Linked DNA regions of Mus musculus: region 2 is linked to region 1. The links are chromatin loops, found by intact Hi-C in ENCODE. Cell type or tissue: left cerebral cortex. All regions are shown on one strand.

Region 1 (4,000 bases):
CTTATTCATACGGGTGTGTATGTGAACATACACATTCACACACACACATGCATACATACACGCACACACGAGCACAGATATTAATGTTTGGCCCCATAGAGTTGAAATTAGCCACAGACTTTAAGATATGATAAAGATGATGAGGGAACACCTCTTGTCCTACCTGCCTGTGCTGGTTGCTATGAGACTGCTTCCCTGAGTAGTAGAAATGGGTTTCCTGTTTAAAATCAGGCTTCATGTGTTAGCTCTGGCTATCCTTGGGAGAAATGGCTATTTATTTCTTGGGATGTGGTTGCCGGGTTTCACAAATTCTATGAGACCTGATGTGAATGTTCATCTCCAGAGCTGTAGACACCTCATCATGTATGTAAATGTTGCCAGTTTGTCTAATTATACATCTCAGATTTACATAGAAATAATATGCCTAACCAAAGGGAAAACTTAACTGATTAGAAACAACTGCCTTCTACATCTGTTGACCTTTGGGTGTTCAGTGAGGCAAAGGCTGTGTAGAATGTGTGTGAGGTTGCAGTAGTAATACAGTACATATCCTACTATGTTTTATCCAGAAGGAATTTTGCATTGAGTAAATTTGGGCTAACTTGAATACTTGAATTTGACTAGCTGAGGATTTGTTTGTTTTTTTTTTTTTGTTTGTTTGTTTGATTGTTTTTGCAGTACATTGTGTGTGTGTGTGTGTGTGTGTGTGTGTGTGTGTGTGTGTGTGTGAGAGAGAGAGAGAGAGAAAGAGAGAGAGAGAGAGAGAGAGAGAGAGAGTGGTGCATGTATACTTCTATGCATGGTTTGCATCTGTTTGAGTACATGTGTTTGTGCTTGCATATGGGGGTTGTTGGGGATCACCCCTGAGCATCCTTTCACCTTATTCCTTGGTAGAGGGTGTATCAGTCCAAGTACTCGAAAATGGCTAGTCATAATCTGAGCATGCTCATATGACTAGTCCTAACCAGAGCATGCTTGTATGGCTAGTCAACTAGCTCTGTCTTTACCTTAGGAGTCTGGAATTACAGAGTGGCTGCCGTGCCTACCCAGCATTTATGTGGGTTTGTAGGGATGCAAACTCTTATCCTCTTACTTATCCTTTAAGTGCCTTAAGCAGTGTGCCTCCTCTCTAGCCCCTCCCTTACGTCTCTGTACACTGCAAGACCTGGGTAGAGTGTAGCTTCTATTGCTCTGAACTATGTCTCGAAGGATGATGGAAAAATCTAATTGGCCCTCACCAAATCTATTGCTCAACAGCAGGATCCGGGACGTTATATTGTTCTTGCATGCAGACAGTAATGAACATCAACAGCTTCATTCTTTATTTAACCATCTTAAAGACCAAATTAACAAGGAAAGTTGCACAAACTAATTACTAAGAAAACTGAAGAGTGACAAGTTATCTATCCCTTGCTATGAAAGTCTAAGAAATAAAGCCTGGGGTTATTTTAGGGACAGTGCTGGGAAAAATGCTAGCTTTTAGAGAATTATTTATTCAGGGTCTAGACTTTAGGCTACAAGCATCCAATAGAAACAAACTGTGAACTCCATAATACATCTACATTCTTCTCATAGCCACATTAACAAAATAAAAATACAGAGGAAACTCATTTAATGATATATTTTTACTCAACTAAGTATATGCAGGATATGACATGTAATTTCCATTTTTAAAATTATCAGTAATTTATGTTGCTGTTGTTATTTAGTCTTTGAGATCCCACACATGTTTTACACCTTTCGGTTCAGGGTGGCCATGTTTCAGTTGTATAATGGCCACATGCTAATGGTGACCACTATTGGCAACAGTTCGGCTCCATGCTGAGATATAACTGTCTGAGAACAAAAATGGTAAAGAAATGATTTGGTCATCACTTCGAAAAAGAGTCACCAAGCCTTTTCAATAACGGGCCAGCCAGGGAATTGGGGTCACATGCCTGTAATCCCAGCACTTGAGAGACGGAGGCAAGAGGGTCATGAGCACAGGAGCAGTCTCATCTATATAGTGTCAGTCTGTCTCAGAAGAGGATAGAGGCATAAATAAAACCAAATCAGGTTTCTGTGAGTCATGCTCCCCCCCCCCCCCAGTAATATAGCACAAGCGTAGTTACAGACATTGCTTAAAAATTGAATGAGACTCTGTGTCAATAAAACTTTATTTATATAAACAAGCTGTGGATGAATTTGTCTTGGGTGCTACTTTGCCTACCCTTTTCTAACTTTAAAGCACGTTGCTGTAGCATATAAATAAAAATGATTCCTGCCTGGGAGGACTGTTTTTATGTGAGAAGTCTCTGTATTTAGCAACCAGAAATGTAGAAAATGATGGCTGCTAGATTTGATTTCCTTTGCCACGAAACACTGTTAGTTCTCACTTTGCCACAAGTGTTGTTTATTGGTTGGTTTAGTAAATGACAAGGTTTTTATATCACTATTGATCTCAATGCTTTTCTCTCTTTTTCCCCACCCACTCTCCTCTCTGCTGGGACCATATTTCTGGACGGCTTGGCTCTCATAACCTTGTTCACTCTGCCCTGTTAAAACAGGTAAGGCTCGCCTTTCACTTTGAATTATGATTCTCCCAGTGTTACATAAGGTTTCTCTTTGAATTTAACTATTCAAGGGAATAGCATAACATAATTCACCTCTTAAGATAAATCATTTTCAGCTACAATAGTTATAGTCTCTGTGGTAACATGTATGTTCTGTCAGCTGTAGGAACAGCCTCTTATATTGTTTTGTGAATTACGGTTTGTACTTCACATACAGTCAGAAAATAGAGGTCAGATTTTACTGTCTTCGGTTTTCATTCTCAAGTTCTATGTAAGACTATCACAAACCCATCCATGCCTTGTGGTTATTTGTGTTCAGAAAGGATTTTAAAACCTTTTTCCTATTAGGAATGTTGGGAAAAGATTTTTTTTCTGAATGTCAGAGCCCTGGGGAGTGTGCTCTTGTGCCCTCTGAAGCCAGTAGAGGCAGTACTGGAGATACTTCAAATTTGTTTTGAGACTTTCTTATGTCTCAGTTGTAGGCTTGTTCATTAGCAATCCATGGGAACACTTGAAGAAAGAATATATAAGCATCTATAAGTCTCTTCCTTTTGCATTTCATTGTGTGTGGGAAACAAAAACCCCACATTTTGGTTTGTTTGTGGGGTTTTTTTCTCTCTCTTAATTTAAACATTAACAATTGCATCACTCTGAACCTGCCAAAGGCAATTCATGTTCTTTTGCTCCTCTGATGGTGGGTGATTCCATGGGAAATCTGCTGCAGGGACCCTGTGGTCAGACGAACACAGACAGAGACTTTCCCAGCCTCCTCAGGAAGTGCTCCGTGCCTCCATCTTTCCGGTCTTACAGAAAGGCAGCATCCCCTGAGACTGGTTCCCTAGCCCTGCTCCCTCAGCCCAAATGACCCCTTTACCTTAATCTCCTTCCCTTGTCTTTCTAATTTCAGCCTCTGACCTTGCTCTTCTTATCCATGTCTGCTCCCTCCTCCATCCTTCCCGAGACCCTGGGACCATAGTCTGTGGCCCTTCCTGTGCACTGGCAGTATTTTCTTTGTCAATAGGCCCTCAACTGTAGTCTGCAGACATTACCAGACTTCCTTAGGACAGAGAAACAGAAAGTTTCTCTCCTTCCATCTCATTTCTCTTTCTTTGTCAGGACTAGCTTTTAAAGAGCAACTGTGCCCACCTTCATCTTTCCTTCTGCATTACCTGTGTGCTGAGCAACATCCTCCAGTTAGGAATTTTACAGACCACCCCCACTTTGGTCTCACTGTCACACATTTAACTCATGTAACATTGACTTTCCCTTCCCTCACCCTCCTCCCATTTGCCTACCCTTTCTGATTAGCGATTTCTTCCCATTTTCTTTCTTTACATTTCCATTCTTTACATTTCCCCAGATGTAGGTGTTCTTAGAAGCCCTAGACTGATTGGTTGCTGTTTTTTTAAATGTCCCCTGCTGTTCCTCATACCTCCTTCTTCATGGCT
Region 2 (4,000 bases), 76 kb before region 1:
CTACCCCACCCAAGGATTTGTGCTTTGGCGTCCCAATGGACTGGGAGAGGGGGAAGCAAAGGGCACTGGGGCCGCCGAGAGCTGGGTGGGATGGGCCGACAGCTGGGGCGGGGGGGGGGCGTGTGCTGCCAAGCACCAGCTGAAAGCAGGCTAGGCGGAGGAGACCGCGCATGGCTGTGGCTTCTGCCTGGTGTGGCTGTACTGGTCCAGATCTCTAAGCCTTGGGTGTGGAGCCCACAGAGCGGCCCCGGGAGCACCCAGTGCGCCCCCCTCCGAGGGCAGCAAGAGAGCAGAGCTGGGCCACCGCCTCCAGCCAACTCTGATCGGCGACCAATCAGAGCGAGGCTGGCTGGGCGGGAAGCCGCGAGAGGCTTTTATTGCGGCGCGGGTGGCGCCCAAGCTGCCAGGATGGTCCCCGGGTGTTCTAGCTTAACGGTCTCGCTCGCCTCCCGTTGGGAGAGACCCCGCCCTGTTACTGCCCCTAGCTGCACGGCCGTTTTCGAGGACGTAAAATGGAGAAGGATAGGCCCTGGGACATCTCTTGGTCCAGCTAGCTTATTCTCGCCCACTCGTGCTTCTTTCTTGGCGCTTTGGAGCATTCAGGCTCCCTGTCCATGGCGCACAGTTGCGACGGAGCGCTTCGCTTGCGAGTGCAGAAGACAGCAGCTCCCAAGCTGTGTCCCGGAGAGCAGACGCGCCTGCGCTGACCCTCTGGCCAAGGACTAGACGCTGGGGTGGAGGGGCGTGGCGGGGTGTGGTAGGGCGTGTCTTGACAGGGCGTGCCAAATGGGTCCTCGCCACCACCAAGCCCTGGACTGGCAGAGGCGTGCCCTTCCCTGTGGTGCTGTGGGTGACCTCCTCTTAGGGTGTGTTTACTGAGACCATCCTTCTGGATAGCAGCATGACAATGGAGACCTAATCTTCCATGATGCGTCTTTTTAGGATCTCCTTGTGGTCTTCTCCATAATGGAGATGGGTGTAACCCTCAGTGTTCCTATCCTGGTGGGAGCTGAGGGAGGGAATCCTACAGTGGCGTGATACTGGATGCTCAGGCAAGACTGGCATCCTAACCAGTGTTCCCTGGAACGAAAGAATCCTTATTCTGCCCCTAAACCCAGGCGGCGAGGACGAAGAGAAAGAAGCACATACCAGCCTGTTTAACAAAAGAAAGTGGTTTTACAAAGAGAATTTTCAATTAAAGTATTGTTTTAACCAGCTTAAAAAAAAATCTAGAGAATTCAGACCAAAGGGTTTGGAAGGATATAAAAGAAGGATATATATGAATATCCCCCGTCATTAAGCTGCAAATGCTGTAGAGTATCCACAGACAATGGTATATATAATTCAAACTCTGTTATTGGTGAGCATGAGAATTTAACATATAAGAAACGCTATCCATAGCACTCGTTAATAAATATCCTGGTGCATAGCAAATGAATCAGATGTTGTAGGTGTCTTCTGCCCTTTAGAAATAAAAAGGCAGCTTGCATAATTGCATAGTAAATCTGAGATTGTGGAAGCAGCATTTGTTGCATGCTGGCTGGCTGACTGAATTCTGTGCTTGAACGATCTGGAACCACGTGCTTAGTTGACAATTTTAGTCCTTTGCTAGTCGAACCTGAAAAAGTTAAGGATTAGGCAGCACTGTTTTTCTAACAAGATAACACCAGACTTAGAACAAAGAGCAAATTTAGTACAAAAGGAAACATACATAAAATATACCTCATATCCCTTGCTAAGCAGTTGAAGATGCTGTTCAAAAAGGTGTATTGGGAGAGTAATTACACAGACCTCTATTCTTTTGACATTGGTTTTCATTTACAAGAGGAAGTGTAAAATTTGGACAAAATTTAAATGACTGTAACAAAGCCATACTTATACAGAAAACCTTTCGCCACTCACAGCCTTTTTCAAAAACATGCTGCTGTCCATAAAGTTTAGCTAAAAAAACATTGAGATTAACTTAGAATTCGTTTAAATTGTAACAAGACTAAAGTCAAATGGAGATTATAATCTAGAATTGTGGAACTATGGCCCTCTTTTTATTTAAGTTGCTGTTTGGCTATTTGGGGACAGTATCCCTTAGTGGCTTAGAACTCAATATCTAGACCAGGTTGGCCTTGAACCATTTTAGAATCCTCTTGCTTCAGCTACAGTGCTGATAGTACATCCATGAGCTACTAAACCACTTATTTACGTTTTTGCTATTTCCACTACAAAAGCCCTGAAAATCTCTCTGCCCTGCTAAGTTTTCACTTATCCTACACTGACAGCAACCCCACCTTCCTGCTTCCACCAAGAGATTAAACTTGGTGCCCTCTCTCTAGGTACCTTCTCCTCAGATACCTTTTGTTTTAGCAGTATCAGGAGACAAGCAGAAGGTTGTGTCTCAGAGCTTGGCTTAATAAAGCAGCTTTTTCCAGATCTACCCCTGGCAATTGATTAAACTAAGGATGTGTTCCTTGAATGGGTCAGTAGTTCTCTAAGCTTGATCAAAATTAAAGTAGATAGGCTCTTAACCAGCAAATGGCCTAGTAGGTACAGCACTTGTCATCAATGCATTCCCAGAACTCACGTGATAGAAGAGAGGACTGACTCCTGCAAGTTGTTCTCTGACCTTCACACATATGATAAAAATACATACATACAAAAAAATCAAAGCAAATATCAAGAATACCCCCCCAATACAAATCCCCAACAATACAAGGAAAATTAAGGTGTTGGCATGTTATTAATAGACAGTATAGTTATAGACTCCAGTGAGGGAGAAATTAGCTACAGGGAGCCCTAGCCTCTAAGAGCTTTTGAAGTGATTCCCTTTGGAGTATACTTATCATTAATTGAATTCTTCTGATAGGTAATCTATAACTCAATGTAAATAATCTCTAAATTTTCCTGTCACTGGGAACAATGTCTTAATTGCCTTTCAAAATAAATGGCACCATTTTGTCAGACAGACTCTAATCTTTACTGTGACAGATGTTTTTCTTCATGCCAGAACTCAGTTTCTTAACTTATAGGCAGCATTTGTAAACCTTACATTGCTTGAGATATGGACTTTGGGATTTCTGGTGCAATCACTTCTTCTTCTTCTTCTTCTTCTTTTTTTTTTTTTTTTTTTTTTTTTAGATGATGAAAGCTGTATTTGTAGTAGCTCGATGAATTCCCCCACCCCTATTTACGTCATCAGTATTAAAGCACTGTGGCTTTTCTCCAGATTTGCAAGTTACTTCGGTGCTGCTGGCAGACCTCCAGATATGTTACAGTCTTTCTCAACTTTGTGAGAAATAAGTGGCTGAGTACCTGTTGCTGAAGGACATTTGAACTGTCTGTGACAGTCTTTAGTCTGTGATGATAGAGACCAGAACGAATTGTCAAGGAGAGAAAGCAGGGGTTGCACCTGGTCCCATCTATCTACTGAAACAGTCTAGCTTGGGAGGAGACAAAGGCTGGTGCTCCTGTCCTACTAATGCTGTCGAATGGATAAACAATGCTTTGTGGTGTCAAGATAAATATTTAAATGCAAACTCCATGATGGAGCTTGGTGATCTAACAGATCTATAGAGTAAGGAGTGTCCGGAATTTTAAAAGAAATGGCAGGCAGTAAATTACAAGCAGCATTTTTCTAATACTAAAAACTCCATTATGGATTAATCAGAACTGGAAACATGAATCATCAATAATGCTCATTTCAGCTGTGAGTCAAAAGACCAAGGCTCAGATATCTTTTGCTACAAAGGAAGAATTCTGAGTAAAATCCAGTAGGGAACTGTGTGTGCTTTTTAAAATACTCCCCAAGTCTCAGCAATATTGTAAAAGGTAGCCTCAAAGGAAGGGCAGAATTTCACAAGGACCTTTCTGAATCCTAATGATTTGCTTTTATGAGGCCTGGAGATTTTAGTATTAGAAAAGATTTTAGCAAGAATGTTTTTGATAACACGAATAGATATGCTTGCTCTCCTGCAGGACACTGGAATACAGAAGTCAGTCTGAACGCCAT

The links. A loop is a pair of places that touch in the nucleus more often than their neighbours do. Peaks named below come from ENCODE experiments on the same cell type or tissue, not always from the same donor. Only the 100,000 strongest peaks of a DNase experiment are listed, where the experiment ranks them.
Region 2: a loop joins it to region 1, with 3 times the contacts of the local background. A loop is called at or near these places in 4 of 42 quality-filtered maps.

Annotation. Positions count from the first base shown.
Region 1 is chr9:49,717,912-49,721,911 of GRCm38, reverse strand. The region is part of intron 1 of Ncam1 (neural cell adhesion molecule 1); the gene reads left to right. Among named protein-coding and RNA genes, the nearest start is that of Ncam1, 79 kb to the left of the region's middle. In left cerebral cortex, a CTCF peak has its summit at 2,969; a DNase peak (open chromatin) is centred at 2,281.
Region 2 is chr9:49,793,588-49,797,587 of GRCm38, reverse strand. All of the region lies in intron 1 of Ncam1 (neural cell adhesion molecule 1), which reads left to right. Among named protein-coding and RNA genes, the nearest start is that of Ncam1, 3.5 kb to the left of the region's middle. In left cerebral cortex, no CTCF peak of the experiment used is centred here; DNase peaks (open chromatin) are centred at 331, 638, 1,030 and 1,540; H3K4me3 peaks cover 1,463 bases; H3K27ac peaks cover 1,194 bases.